Linked DNA regions of Mus musculus: region 2 is linked to region 1. Evidence: chromatin contacts called from ENCODE Hi-C data. All regions are on one chromosome and are shown on one strand. The core of a region is the stretch at or near the end of the contact, and the rest is flanking DNA. Distances in the headings are between cores, read along the strand shown. Region 1 holds the start of Prss30 (protease, serine 30). Region 2 holds the start of Prss27 (protease, serine 27).

Region 1 (3,861 bases), core at 1,291-3,790:
CTAGGCATGGTGGCATACATCTTTAATCCCAGCACTCAGGAGACAGAGGCAGGCAGATTTCTGTGAGTTTGAAGCCAGCCTGGTCTACAGAGTGAGTTCCAGGACAGCTAGAGCTATGTAGTGAGATCTGTTGAGGATTTGGTCTACCGCTTGTATCATGTTATTTGGATTCCCAAAACTGCACCAGAATCTGCATGCAAAGCGCTCACTGAGGGTCCTTGCCCCCAGTTGGCTTTGATTGGTAAATAAAGTTGCCGGTGGCCAAGGCTAGGCAGGAAGACAGAGGTGGGACTTTAGGGCAAAGGGACCGAGAGAGGAAGGAGGGAGAACCACTACAATGGGAAAGAAGATTCAGGCTGGAGAGGTGCAGAAGATCAGAGTACACAGATCATGTAAGAGTCTGGGAAGGGCGGCCCCAGGGGGAAGAGCGGCCCCAGGGGCTCTGTTTGGGTCTAGGGCAGCAAAGACAGAATATAGGAGTATCAAAGGGGAGGTGCTAGCCACATGGACATTCTGAAGTGGTCTAACCATTGAGCTGTTTAAGGCATATTAAAATCTAAGGCCGTGTGTGTGTGTGTGTGTGTGTGTGTGTGTGTGTGTGTGTGTCTTTCATTCGGGAACTCAGACCTTTGGGGCAGGGAGTGAGGAACTTGCTGCTGCTGCTGCTGCTGCTGCTGCTGCTGCTGCTACTGTTGGTTTACTTGAGAGGTTAATTGGCAACTGTAACAAGTCCCTGTTTCAAAAAACAAAACAAAAACAAAAGAAACAAAAGCAACAAGCAAATAAAGCAAGCCATCTCTGTGTAAAATCCATAAAGACAGGTTGAAAAGCACACTTACCATAAGGGCCTAGGGGATGATCCAGGGCCAGAATCTTGCCACACAGACAGAGCAAAGGTCACCAGCCTGGATAGCATGTCCGCTCACAGCTTTCTGGGTGGGTAACAGGTTTTACATTCCTTCCCTGGAAAGACCAACCCTTGAACTTAATGCACCAGGCTGCCCTAGTGCTGATCTGTGAGCATAAACCTTCATCTTCCCCGCTTTAGTTGACTGAGAAACTCATTAGATTGCAACATGTTCCTGCGCCTCCTTCACTGCGGGGAATTCTACACGGAGACAGCTTTCTTTACTATTTGGCTGTCCTCAACATAATAAGTGATTTCCCTAATAAGATTAAAAAAAAAAAAAAAGACAAATCAGGTCTTTTTTTTTTTTTAGTAGCATCATTAGGAACTCATTGTTCCATATTTATTTGCTATATTTAATCACTTAATGATGTTGCCTATACTGAGGCTCAAAATGAGGCTCGTGTCATCGAATTCCGAGAGGGGACTATTCATGTCACAGATTAGTGAGTGCCTGGTGCTTAGAGGTGAGGACTTAATAACACATGTAGCAGAGTAAACTCAGCACCATACTTCAACCCAGGCGTGTCCAGCAAGGGGCCAGGAGGTCACAGAAACCCTGTTACATGGAAAATGAAAAATTTTGCAAATTATCAGCTTGGTCTAAAGTTAAACAGATACCTGAAAAAGCAAAAAGATTTTTAAATGTTTAAGAAGTTAACTACAGCTATAAGAATAGTGAGAGCCAGGAACTGTTAACATTTAGAGATGCAGAAGGGCCTGTGGAGCCAGTCCTGTGGTCTGAAAAGCAGTGAGCTTGGAGAGGAAGCCATGAGCCGGAAGCACTAGGCTGCTTATTCCTGTATCCGAGATGAGGCAGGGCCAGGTCTGCCCTAGAAATTCTGAGAAAACAGCAAACAGGAGGCCAGGAACCTCTGAGGCCACTAGAAGTCAGAGGCCAGGAACCTCTGTGGCCACTAGAAGTCAGAGGCCAGGAACCTCTGTGGCCACTAGAAGTCAGAGGCCAGCACTGGACAAGGGCAGTGCAGCTGGCAGAGGGAAGACACACCTCAAACACCCAGATTCAAGAACCCACTGAGGGGTTCGTTGGAGTCGTGGTTTGAGACCTTGAGAAGCAGCAAGGGCGGGCACAGCAAGGCTGGAGGCTGACCCTAGTCTGTCTTTTGTCCCTTGCGTGGTAGTGGGGAATTTGAAGTCGTCATAGTGGCAGAAGGAAATATCTTCCTAAAAAACCATTGAGTATTTCTGAGTTGATACTTCCTGGACTGGAGGGCAAACCCTGGCTACATTTGTTTCCACAGTGACCAACAGGACTCCCATGGGCTCCTAGTTCTTAAATAAGGTTGGCCAAGTGAGGGCCTTGAGCCACAGTGTTGAGAAGGGAGCCTGGGCATTGGTGTTCCTCTCTCATCTTGGCATTTGGTGTGGGGCCAGGTAGGGCAGGAGTCTTCTGGCTTCCTGGGTGAGACTTTCCTGTACCAACCTCACAGGTGGACTGACAGGCAGGCGGCTCCTATCGCCTCTGGCTCCTGATGGCCCCTGAGTTTCCTGGCCTTCACTAAACCACATCCCTGGAACTGCATGCAGAATAGGAGTCTGATTGGGCGGGTCCTGTCAGGCAATTAAGTTCCAGTTTGATTGCCTCTAAACACTGAAATGCAACCCTCCCCTAGATATTTCAAGGACTCTAACCCCACTGCGTTGTGGACCGGAGAGGAGCCATGGAGTCCCGGGCAAGGTGCATCTTTCTTCTTTTGCTGCAGATCCTGACAAGTAAGGAGTGTTGATTCCTTCCAACTCCTTCCTCCCATGATGGCTTCCACACCCTTCCTCCATCTTCCTGCTTCCTTATCATCCTTAGCCGCTCTCCCTAGACAACCTGGAGGGGGCTGAGAGTAGGAGGCCAAACCTCATGTGTCCACTGATCCTCCAAGAAAGACAGGGGAAGGGGAAAAGAGAAGATGGCTGTTGTCTTATCATGAGTCAGGTCTCATGATAAGAACTTCATGAATGAGATGTTCAGCCAGGCTCCTTCTCTTGTTTTGAATTTGTTGTTGTTTTTTAAATTCTATTTGGAGAATTTTCTGTGTATACAATCTATTTTGATTATATCCACAGCCTGCCCCCCCCCCACCTCCCCTGAGACCTAGCACTTCCAACATCGTCTTCATCTCTCCTTTCTCCCCCTCTTCTTCTTTTGCTGCAACTCTGAGTCCAGCCACTGCCGTCCACACGCCCATGGGGGTGGACCACCCAGTGGAGCATGGGCAACCCACCGGTGGTCACATCCCCAAAAAGTTACTCTCAGTCACAACTGCAATGGCTCCTCAGTGAGGGGTGGGCCTTGGGATCCACTCCCCATCCACAGTGGATTGTTGACGGCCTGACCTTGCGCAGGTCTTATGCAGGCTTCTTCTATAACGGCTGTGAGTAGCTACATGGATGCACCCACCACGCCGTGTCCAGAAGGCAGCATTTCCTTCTGCATGCATTCTCTCTGCCTCCTCTTCCGTGATGTCCTGGAGCTTGGGAGGGTGTTGATGTGGCTGTGGATTGTCCCATTTAAGGCTGAGCCCGTGGTTGCTTATTCTTAGTGGTTTGGTCACTTGTAAGTATCTGTCAGAGCCCATTGAGAAACCTTCTCTTGTTTTTTAGGGGCACGTGGAGATATATTGCCCTCAGGTAATGAACGGCCCAGAGTTTCCCAGGGAAAAGTCCAGGGCAGGGGATGAAAGGAGTTGTTGGAGATGGTGGGACCCAAGAGGGACTGGCTTTCTGAGAAGGTCCCTCTGCAGTATGTGGCCACTCCCGAGATGCTGGAAAGATCGTGGGTGGTCAAGATGCTTTGGAAGGACAATGGCCTTGGCAAGTCAGCCTGTGGATAACCGAGGATGGCCACATATGCGGGGGCTCCCTCATCCACGAGGTGTGGGTGCTCACGGCTGCCCACTGCTTCCGCAGGTTAGTGAGGTAGGGTGGAGAGTGGCAGCTGT
Region 2 (3,447 bases), core at 780-3,279, 63 kb before region 1:
AAGACCCTGTCTCAGGATAAATGAAGTGACTTAATGGTTGAGAGCCCTGGCAGGGGACCTGAGTTCAGGTCCTAGCACCCATGTTGTGACTCACGGTCATCTGTAACTCCAGTTCCCGCAGATCTGATGCCCTCTAATGGCCTCCATAGGCACTGCATGTACATAGCATGCATGCATACGTGCAGATAAAGCATTCATACAAGTAAAAAATAAACATAAATAAATAAAGCGCGGGAGAGATGGCTTGTTGGTTAAGAGAGATTCCTAGTTCAGTTCCCAGCACCCAGGGGTCCAGCAACCCCTTCTGGTCTCACAGGTAAACTACCTTCACTTAAACACACAAGCACATAGGCACAGACACACACACACACACAAGAGAGAGAGAGAGAGAGAGACAGACAGACAGACAGACAGACAGACAGACAGACAGAGAGACAAAGAAATACAGAAACAGAGAGATAAATTAAATAAAAATAAAATCTTAAAATAATATAAAGTAAAAATAAAATCTCAAAATAATATAAAGTAAAATGAAAATATGACCAAAGACAGTCCCCATCTTGTTAGAACTCAACTGGAACTGATCTCCAGGCCCCAAGAACCAGCTTGCAACATTGCCAAGGGCACAGATCCTCCTTCTGCAAGCCACCTCCTCCTCCTCCTTCTCCTCTTCCTCCTCCTCCTCCTCCTCCTCCTTCTCCCCCCTCCTCCCCCTCCTCCCTCCTGGAACTTGCAAGATCCTTCTGTGCATTCTCCCTCCATCCAGTCTTCTGTCACTCATTGTCTCTGCTGCAGCTTGGTCCTTCAGTCTCTCCATGTCCTAAGGGCAGTCTATGTCCATCCTGGATCCCTGGTGGGAATAGCTAAGGTCTGAGAAAAGGTGAGACCAGCCAGAGGACTCCTGGGGTGCTGGTCACCCTGGGCTGAAGTGAGCATGTCACCAGGGGTCCAGCCTCAGGTTCCAGCAGTTTGTGAGCCAAGGGCAGACTGCCGTTTCTGCTTTGGTAGTGACCTCGATTGATCCACCCACAGGAGCCAGCAGTGTCACACCCAAAGGAAATGGGCTTTCTTGCTGCTAAAGGTCATGGACAAGAACATTCCTTGACTTTGGGGGAGGTGGGGGGCATCCCCACAGAGATACCCACTGATGTCTTCCTAACCCCAGCCCTGACTGAGACACGGCCTGGGGTAACTTGGCCTGGCCCAGGGAGGTGAGGTGAGGACACGGAAGCATGCTGGCTGCTGAGCTAGCCCATCTGGCCCAGGAATGTGGGAGAGTTTCCCTGGTAGAGAGGAGCCCATCCCACAGGAAACATGGTAGGCAGAGCACCTGGCTAGAACTTGCTGACCCCTGTGCAAAATGGACAGGGGCTGCTTCTCCCTCTGAAGGCAGGAGCTGGGACCCTCTGCAGCCTGCAGCTCTTGTCCCCAGCTTTCTGCTGAGCCTCAGGCAGATTCTGAAAGTTCTTAGGCTCAGAGAGCAAACACAATTCACATAAGCCCAGGGACTTGGAGGTCTGCAGGCCTGGGTTCTAATCTTACAGGTGTAGAGGCTCTATCATCTGTGGAATGGGAAGAGAGGCCTCTAGCTCAGAGCATGACACACAGTGAGAGCCTGATGGGGGTGTGGCTTTAGCCAAGCTCCTGCCTTGGGGTCCTCTCAAGGCCTTGACCACATATTCTGCCAGACCTTCCCACAGCACCCCTCCCCCAGTCAGGTCTCTGAGGTGGAATATCTGGGAACTGAGTATATTCTCTGGGAACCCCATCACTGAGAAGAGAAGATTCCTTTTAGGCTCAGGCAGGCCCAGGGACTGGGGGGGGGGGCTCCGGTGGAAGTCAGAGCAGAACAGAGGGGCCCTTACAGAGAGAGATGGCAGCAGGACGCCCCCGCCCCCACTGCAACTCACCAGATCTGAGCAGCAGCGGCAGCAGCAGCAGGGCAGCGATGTGGGGCTGCCTCATGTTCTCTGGCTTGGTGGACGTTTGAGTCCTGGTCAGAGGTGGCAGAAGCTCTCCTTAGTACTACAGAGGTTCAGGCTCCATGAAGTGAGGTTTTATGCTGGAGATGAGTGTCAGCTCGGCTATGCCGCCCAACCTGTCAACCCTGCCTGCCCAGCTCCTCTTTGGCAGGAAGGAGGTACCCAGAACACCAACTCTATGACCCGGCCCTGAACTCCAGGGGCCAGACCCCTTCCTTTGTAACTTCAGGATTCAGCTGACCACAGAGGACTCACTACCTTCCTCAATTGACCATAGGTCCTACATAACTTGGCAGAGTCTACTCCATCCAAGAGACCTTCTATGTCATTCATTCATTCATTCATTCATTCATTCATTCATTCATTTGTTCATTCATTCGTTCATTCATTTATTCATTCATTCAGTCAGTCATCAAATACTTGTTGAGCACCTACTTTTTATCTGACACCTGCAATTCAAGGTTGATTTATACCCTGATGGGAGCGTAGACTTTGAAGAACTAAGGTCAAGGTGCTTGTGCAACCAAGAAAGAGGGACTTTGGCAGGCTCCTGCGGCCCCTGATGATGCTCTTGGACCATACACACACACACACACACACACACACACCTGCAGATTGGCTCAGGGAATAGGAACCTTTGCCCCGCCCCTGCCAGTCTGGAACTGCACCTTCTAGGCGCGGCAAGAGCTGTTCTGGGAAGGCGCCTTAGTAGTGACCGGTAAGGTCCGGTTCCTGCCCTGGGTGTGCCCGCCTGTCAGGCTCCCAGACTTGAAGCCACAGCGGAAGTGTCCCTGGGAGGAAGTTGTTTGGGGCACGGAGACTGACATCAGACAGAGCTGGACAGAAGTTCTGAAGACCACTCCCTACTAGTCGAGGAGTCAGGATGCAGGACCATATCCTGAACGTCTCACATCCGATCCTACCAAGCCAGGGAGCAGTGCTGGACAGTGGGCCTGGCCCTGCCTCAGTTTTCCCGCAGGAGCAGAGGGTGCAGCGTCTCACTCTGTTGGTGTGAGCCAGGGGAGGTCAATTGCCCAACAGGGTAGCTCAGGGTCACACGAAGTGCAAGGGACCTTGGTCTCCCTGGGTTGCTGTGCAGAGTGTAACTCCCTGGTGACCGTCGCCACTCCTGTGTGGTCCCTGTCTGCTTTGCAGAAGACACAGAAGCAAGGGCTCCCCCTGCAGTGTGGGCATGGCAGGGAGACACTTCTATTTGAGGAAAAAAGTCTTCTTTTTATAAAAACTAGTGTTTCAAAGCAATCGGATGGCCACACATCAGACAGACATCCAGTGATCCATTAGCCCTACCTTTGAGGCACTTTCTGACCCTTAGAAGCTAAGGGCTTCCTTGTGGAGCCTTTCCTATCTTTTCCTCTCACTCCTCTCTCTTCTAACAGCAAGTACTTTTTGCATACAACTCTGCCTTGACATTAGGTGAGCAGCAGAAGTGAGTATGTGGGTCCAG

What was found. Hi-C counts contacts between places; a loop is a spot of excess contacts on that map.
Region 2: a map of Patski shows a loop between it and region 1 (1.9-fold over the local background). The contact joins the promoter of Prss27 here to the promoter of Prss30 in region 1. A Hi-C loop is called at or near these places in 1 of 37 maps with a recorded cell type or tissue (Patski).

Annotation. Positions count from the first base shown.
Region 1 is chr17:23,973,909-23,977,769 of GRCm38, reverse strand. It overlaps Prss30 (protease, serine 30), which reads left to right and starts at 2,540. Exons shown (of 6, transcript NM_013921.3): 1 at 2,540-2,641; 2 at 3,524-3,550; 3 at 3,664-3,829. The coding sequence starts at 2,590. It overlaps Gm41546 (a long non-coding RNA gene), which reads right to left. Exons shown (of 3, transcript XR_876669.1): 3 at 54-963.
Region 2 is chr17:24,036,825-24,040,271 of GRCm38, reverse strand. Prss27 (protease, serine 27) reads right to left here and starts at 2,029. Exons shown (of 6, transcript NM_175440.4): 1 at 1,911-2,029. The coding sequence starts at 1,965.